Regions from separate parts of the Homo sapiens genome. Here region 2 is linked to region 1. The links are chromatin contacts, found by Hi-C in ENCODE. All regions are on one chromosome and are shown on one strand. Each heading gives the region's core, a stretch centred on a gene start or an enhancer-like site at or near the end of the contact. The rest is flanking DNA. Distances are from core to core; before and after follow the strand shown.

What was found. Hi-C counts contacts between places; a loop is a spot of excess contacts on that map. Pooled maps may share reads with other maps.
Region 2: a map of dorsolateral prefrontal cortex shows a loop between it and region 1 (3-fold over the local background). The contact joins the enhancer-like site here to the promoter of ELDR in region 1. A Hi-C loop is called at or near these places in 4 of 168 maps with a recorded cell type or tissue (ascending aorta, chondrocyte, dorsolateral prefrontal cortex and 1 more), 1 of 37 single-sample maps with no recorded cell type and 10 of 50 pooled maps.

What each region holds. Positions count from the first base shown.
Region 1 is chr7:55,253,967-55,257,503 of GRCh38, reverse strand. ELDR (EGFR long non-coding downstream RNA) reads left to right here and starts at 1,869. Exons shown (of 4, transcript NR_110426.1): 1 at 1,869-1,973; 2 at 2,086-2,317. RefSeq lists silencers at 1,833-1,882, 2,193-2,752.
Region 2 is chr7:54,931,749-54,935,285 of GRCh38, reverse strand. It overlaps the pseudogene LOC643168. Among named protein-coding and RNA genes, the nearest start is that of EGFR, 86 kb to the left of the region's middle. Within about 2 kb of position 1,950, at least 23 of the 41 ENCODE cell types and tissues checked have a DNase peak (open chromatin) inside an H3K27ac peak, as active enhancers do; they include ascending aorta and dorsolateral prefrontal cortex, where a contact is called at or near this core.

The DNA of each region.
Region 1 (3,537 bases), core at 620-3,119:
GATGTTTTAGAGAGTTAAAATTTGGAGCCATTCTCCATATTCATTGGATAGAATCATCATCCCTCCTCTGCCTTTCAGCCTATATAATCAGTAAGAATTATATGGCAGATAAAAATCTGGCATTGAAGGATCAATCAACTATTAGACAATTGATCTCATTTTCTCATGTCGTCTATCTACATCTCTCATGTCATCTGGCATATCATATGTTCTAGGTCAGTCCTGAGTTCAACTAGTCTGTCCTGTGATTTTCACTATTATTTACACTTGTTAGGTCACTATCGTGGGGTTCAGAATATTGGTGTGAGGTGGTGGCATGGGTGCTTTTTTTGGAGCAGTTGTGGGGTGGAATCCCTCCTGCATGACCTGAGGCCACAAGAAACCCCTTCCACCACAGGTGTATCACACGTAATAAACCCTCGTGTGCCTTGTTACATGATAAGCACTTTATATACCTTAGACATTTTAACCTAAATCAACCCTAAAAGGCAAGGTTATTTTTTCTACTAAATTTCCAACAACTAGGTGAACTAAAAGTAGGTTGAAAGACCAATTCTTATGAAAGAATGATTGTCAAAAAGAAAAAGATAAATTCTTCTGAAGAGACGAGAGACATAGGAGCAACTCAGACAGGAAACTTTTAATGGGTTTTAATCCAGGGTTTACAATGTTTTGAATCTGCAATTCTGAAATCCAAAGCAGATCTGGAAATTGAATGTTTTTGGCAACAAATTGGGTGGCAAAATCTGAACTATTTGTAGCTCTGTGTGCTGACGAGCATTGTGAGTGCCCTAGAGGGGCATCAAGCTTTTGCCCACAAAATCCTTTCTTTCCTTGGAGCATCTCAGTGGAGTTGTGTTTTGAGAAATAGTGCCTGACATAAGTTCGGTATTGCTACGTAAGACCTCTTTATTGTTTTTCTGCATAACTTTGGATTTTCCAATTCAGTTTACTTTGACCCACTCTTTACAGTTTAAGCATGCCAGGTGGTAACTCGATGGCTTCGCATCTTAATGATCGCATCTATGTGCATAATTCTTTGGGGTTCGTGGAGCAGTTTCACATTCATTATCTTGTTTGGTCCTTAGTAAAACTCCTTCTTTATTTTCAGCACTGAAGAAGTGGAGTCTCAGAGGTCACACAGCTGGCATGTGGCAGAACCAGCCACGCCATGCCGCCATGCCGCTTTGAGGACCAGTGACCCTCAGGGACTTAGCAAAATGCCATCTTCAAAACAACTTGTCAAGATCCTCACGGGCAGTCAGTGTCATGTTTTATATCGCGTACAACCTGCAGCACAGGGCGCAGCAGGCGTGAGTGCCACTGTCTAGGGACTCTCCATACCCTCCAGCCTTCAGACGCAGGAACGGGAATCTCAGCCAGCTGTCTCCTCTGTCCCAGGTTTCTCTCCAGTCTCACCTGAGGTCGAAAAGTCCGAATGAAGTAGGTGATAGTCCATTGATCTGAAGGGCATAGTGGCTCATGGGATTTTGCTGAGTCTACACCAGGTGTCAAAGAGTCTGGTGCCCAAACCTTGGCAAGTGCACGTGACTGATTACCTCATTGTCAGAAAATGTGGGAGCCCGGCAGCGCTTGGGACCACCTGGCTCAGACTCTTCATTCCAGACCAGACCACTGAGGCCCGGGAAGCGGGGTCCACTTACAGGACGTCGGAAGGCAGTGGGCAGGAACTGGGCTCCTTCCTGCCGGGCCAGCTTTTCGGAGGCTGGCACTGGGGCTTCGGGACTTGAGGACCTGATCGCTGCGCAGGCCACGCGCCACCCGCAGAGGGCACCCGCGGTCCGCCGCGTTCCAGGGCGCGGGCTCTGGGGCTGGCCTCTCTGGCGCGCGAGGGTTTGCTGAGATTTAACAGAGGGCCGTTACACTCACAGTGTAAGAACAGACTGACAATTCCAGGGCGCTGGCTTTTATGAAAATAGGAAACGCCACGATGCACTCTAACGTGGAGATGGGTTCGTCTGTGACAAGAGGAAGCCTGTTTGAAAGGCAGATTTCGGGAAAATGTAGGGAGGCAAGAGCGTTGGCCGAGCTCCTCAGAAGTCCCTGAACAGTTCTGTTTTCCAGGGCGCCGTTCACACTGAGATGAGACAGGTGGAAAAGAGAGCTCGCCCTTCTTGCATTGTCACACGGAGCGGCCCTCTCCCTGTGCAGCGTGGAGTCCCCTGGGCGCGGGCGAGGCTCAGGCGGGACGCGGCGGAGACCGAGCTTGTCCCTGTGTGGACCCGGGCAACTGCCGGTGGGCGAGGCCTGGATGGTGGCCAGGCCGCAGCCACCCGGACGTTTGCGAGCGCCGAAGGTGGGCCTGGAGGCGGGGACCTGGCCCTGCGGGGCCGGTGCGTGCGGGGCCCGGCTGAGCCGCCGGCTCCACCGGCAGGGAACCCGGCTCCCGCCTTCCCGGCAGGGAACCCGGCTCCCGCCTTCCCGGCCACACCGGGAGTGTGTGAGGGGGGACCCTTGGCCGGCAGGGGGCGCTCTCGGCCACTCCATCCGCCCGGTCACCGCGGGATCCCGCTGCTCCATCCCGCCGGTGCCGCCGTCGCGCCTCCTCCCGCAGCCCAGCTCTGCCTCCGCCTTCGCTCCCCGACTCCTCCCTTCTCCCTCTCAGTCCCGCAGGGAAGCTGGGCTGGGCGAGAGGGTGTCTCCTGGGTCCACCGTGGAAGCCCGAGGCGCGGGTGCGGAGCCAGCCCAGGGCTGCCGGCGTGAGCTGCAGGGCTGGCCTGGTGCTCATCCTCTGCCCGGGGCGCGGGAAAGGCGAGGGACGCTGTGCTGGATCTGTGTGCTCAGTGGCCATGCGTCGGCCTCAGGACTGGGAACGAGGCGAGAGACACAGATGTGGGTGATTTCCCTGTGGAAGCTGTACCCGAGGCCGTGGGAGTGGAGGGCACTGGGCTGCGAATGGAGACAGGATGCCCCGAGGGCCCGGGAGCGGGAGGTGGAGCGGGTCCCAGACGGCAGGGGCTCGGAGTGGGAGGCAGCGGGACTGGGAGAGCCGCGCTGGGGCCGCAGGGGTGCGCAGGGAGCTTCCTGCCCTTTGCACCTCAGGCTCCGGGAGCTGATTTGTTTCACCTTGGGCAGGTGCAGGATCTGCGCTTGCAGCCACCTTACTTCGTGGGCTGTACCTGAGGTGACAGGCAGGGTCTTCTCTGATGAAGTTACCCACACGAGTCACCACGGGATGACGGTGAGCAGGTGCCACGGAAGGTAACACTGAGCGCATGCGGTTAAAGGACAAGAGGGAAAGGGTGAGGGCAGACCAACGGTCATTTTCACAACTCTTCTATGTTAGTCAGGGTTCTCTAGAGGGACAGCACTGATAGGATAGACCTATATATGAAGGGAAGTTTATTAAGGAATATTGACTCACACGATCACAAGGTGAAGTCCCACAATAGGCTGTCTGCAAGCTAAGGAACAAGGAAGCCAGTCTGAGTCCCCAAACCTCAAAAGTAGGGAAGCCAACAATGCAGTCTTCAGTCTGTGGCTGAAGGCCCGGGAGCACCTGGCAAACTACTGGTG
Region 2 (3,537 bases), core at 701-3,200, 320 kb after region 1:
TAAAGCTTTATATCTAGGTTCTTCACTCAGAACTGTATGAATTTCACTCATTTTATCTGAACTAGGTGTTGCATTAAGATCTAAATCATAAAAAAGTTCAGAATGCTCAAAAAGCATTTCTTGAAACTTTTCTTTGGATTTTCAACTATTTATCACTGATGCCTACCATATGCCTCTTTGCTATCAGCCTCAGTGATATACTTGAAGGCTTCATCCTCCATAACAAAGCACATAACTTCCTCCCATGGCTGTCCAGGTGAAATGACTTGAATTTTTTCCAAAGTCTTTTTGAATTTTTCCTTCATTTCTACCCTCCTCTTCTCGGATATTGGATGTTGTACATGGTTCTGACAGACTTTTTCAGCTTCTAAAGTGCTCAGGAGGTCAAATGGAATCTGCCTGTCATTAATTTTGTCTATATGGTCAGTTTCATCCCAAGGTGTTTTTTCTAGCACCACAAAACATAACTGGAAATCTATTCTCTTTTCCATTAACTTCAAAGCTTCTGACCAATTCAAATGTTCAATCTCTTCTAGACTTGGCAAGAGTGTTAAAAACTCTTCTTGGTAAAGTATTTATATACTCTTCTCTCCTTTTTCTTATAGGTTCCTGTTTAAGTTGTTGTATATGTTTTGAGAATGTATTTCTGGCCTTTCTTGTTCCCTCTAAGTTGATGTATTCTTCATAATCAGGATGATTTTTTAAATTTATTACTAACAGTTTTCCAAGTTGCATGATAATCTCTCACGGTCTGCACAAGTTTTCAAACTTATCTGTTGCTGTGACAAGTTGTCTCTGTGTTTTATAAGCATCCAAATAGGGAATAATTTTAGGCTTGCTACGAGTTTTATCCAACATTTGTACCAGTGCAGTGAAACACGTTTCAATGTTGACATTAAATCCTGCTGATGTTTCCACTACAAGAAGCTTCTTTTTGTTTGAAGCAAATGCCTGAACTTCTCTAAGATAATGATCCACGCATTCATCACATTTAGTTGCCGCTATTATTACAGGTATTTTTGATTTTGATAACTGGACAAAAAGGTTATTCACAAATTTAAGTTGATCATCAAATTTCCTATTGCATCCCTGACTTACATCAATGCATAATAAAAATCCATCTACATTGAGCTTCCCTTCAGGCATTTGCTTCTGTTCAAAGTCTTGTTCTAAGCCTAGTTGATCAGTGCAAATGTACATTAGTTTTTCTGCTGACTGCAATCTAGATGCAGCTGCACGTTTTATATATGGTTGCAAATTCATACTCCGATGAGGCAAGAATGTCTGGTCATCAATGAACTGTTAAATGACATGAATTTTGCATTCTACTCCAACTTCACCATTTTGTGTTATGTCACCCCAGTAGTACAAAAAGTGATCACTGTTTACGACTCGTCCTCCAAAGTCAATGGTGCTAAGCACAGAAGTATGCTCTGGATAATATTTATCTGCTTTTGAGCGTGCAAATCTATTGCACAAACAAGACTTTCCAACTCCACAGTTACCTTTGTCTTTTTCAGTCCCAGAGAGTCCAACTACACTGATAGTATAGGATGGGGGACAAGGCTCTTTGTTTTTTGCCATCATAACTCTCTTCTCATGCCTCTACATTCATAAATGTAGATATGAAACCAGATATGCTTCTCATTCTGAAAATAAAATCATCTGAAAATACAGATCCCAAGTTTCAGAACTGTATTTGGTTCTTTGTATTTCCCTCATTTCTGTGCAGAAACATCTTCAAGATCATAGAGATCATTTTCCTAACAACGTCGGTCTCCTCTGTCTCCTCCTCAACCACAGCGGCCCTGGCTGTGGCTGCGGCAGCAACATTCCTGGGTAGCGCTCCCGCCGCCGCCTCCTCCTCCACTCTCTGCTCGCCTCTCCCCCGGCGCGCTCACCGAGCGGCGCGTCCCTTCAGGCACCTCCCTCCGCCCTCCCCGACACACACGCCCGGAAACCCTGAGCCCCACGGCCCCCGCAGCCTGCTCACCCACCCTCCCTCCCTCTCTGCCACCAGCTGCGGCCCCGTCCCTCCCCGCTCTCCCAGCGCCAGCCGCAGCGCCAGGCTCAGTAATGGCGGCCACCCGGGCTCCCTCGCGCTGACCTAAGTTAATTTTTAATGTACAATTAAAGTATTATTGACTATAGTCACCCTGTTGAGCTATCAAATTCTGTCTTATTCATTCTAATTATATATATATGTATGTATGTATGTATGTATGTATGTATGTATGTATGTATGTATGTATATGTATGTTTTGTACCTATTAACCATCCTCACTTCCCTCCTTCACCCCCCCACTACCCTTCCTAGCCTCTGGTAATCATCCTTCTACTCTCTATCTGCATGAGTTCAATTGCTTTGATATTTAGCACCCACAAATAAATGAGAACATGCGAAATTTGACTTTCCAAGTCTGACTTATTTCACCTAACATAATGACCTCCAGTTCCACCTATGCCGTTGTAAATGACAAGATCTCATTCTTTTTATGTCTGCATAGTACCCCATTGCGTATATGTACCATATTTTCTTTATCCATTTGTCTGTTGATGGACACTTAGGTTGCTTTCAAATCTCAGCTATTGTGAACAGTGCTGCAATGAACACGGAAGTGCAGATATCTCTTCCATACACTGATTTCCTTTCTTTTGGGTATATACCAAGCAGTGAGATTGCTGGGTTATATGGTGGCTCTATTTTGAGTATTTTGAGGAACCTCCAAACTGTTCTCCACAGTGACTGTAATAATTTACATTCTCATCAACAGTGTATGAGGATTCCCTTTTTCCACATCCTCATGAGCATTTGTTATTGCCCATCTTTTGGATTAAAGCCATTTTAACTGGAGTGAGATGATATCTCATTGTGGTTTTGATTTGCATTTCTCTGTTGATCAATGATGTTCATCTCCTTTTCATGTGCCTGCTTCCATTTACATGTCTTCTTTTAAGGAATATCTGTTCAGATCTTTTGCCTATTTTTAAATCAGATTATTATTTTTTCCCTATGGGGTTGTTTGAGCTCCTTATATATTCTGGTTATAAACTCCTTGTCAGATGGGTAGTTTGCAAATATTTCCTCCCCTTCCGTGGGTTGTCTCTTCACTTTATTGACATTTCCTTTGCTGTGCAGAAGCTTTTAAACTTGATGTGATCCCATCTGTTCATTTTCGCTTTAGTTGTCTGTGCTTGTAGGATATTACTCAAGAAATTTTTGCCCAGGCCAATATCCTGGAGAATTTCTTCAATGTTTTCTTGAAGTAATTTCATAGTTTGAGGTCTTAGATTGAAGTCTTTCATCCATTTTGATTTGATTTTTTTGTATATGGTTAGAGATATGAGTCAAGTTTCATTCTTCTGCATTTGGATATCCAGTTTTCCCAGCACCATGTATTGAAGAGACTGTCCTTTCCCCATTGTATGTTCTTGGCACCGTTGTCAAAAATGAGTTCACTTGAGATGTGTGGATTTGTTTCTGGGTTATCTGTTCTGTTCCATTGATTCATGCTTCTGTTTTTATTCCAGTACCAT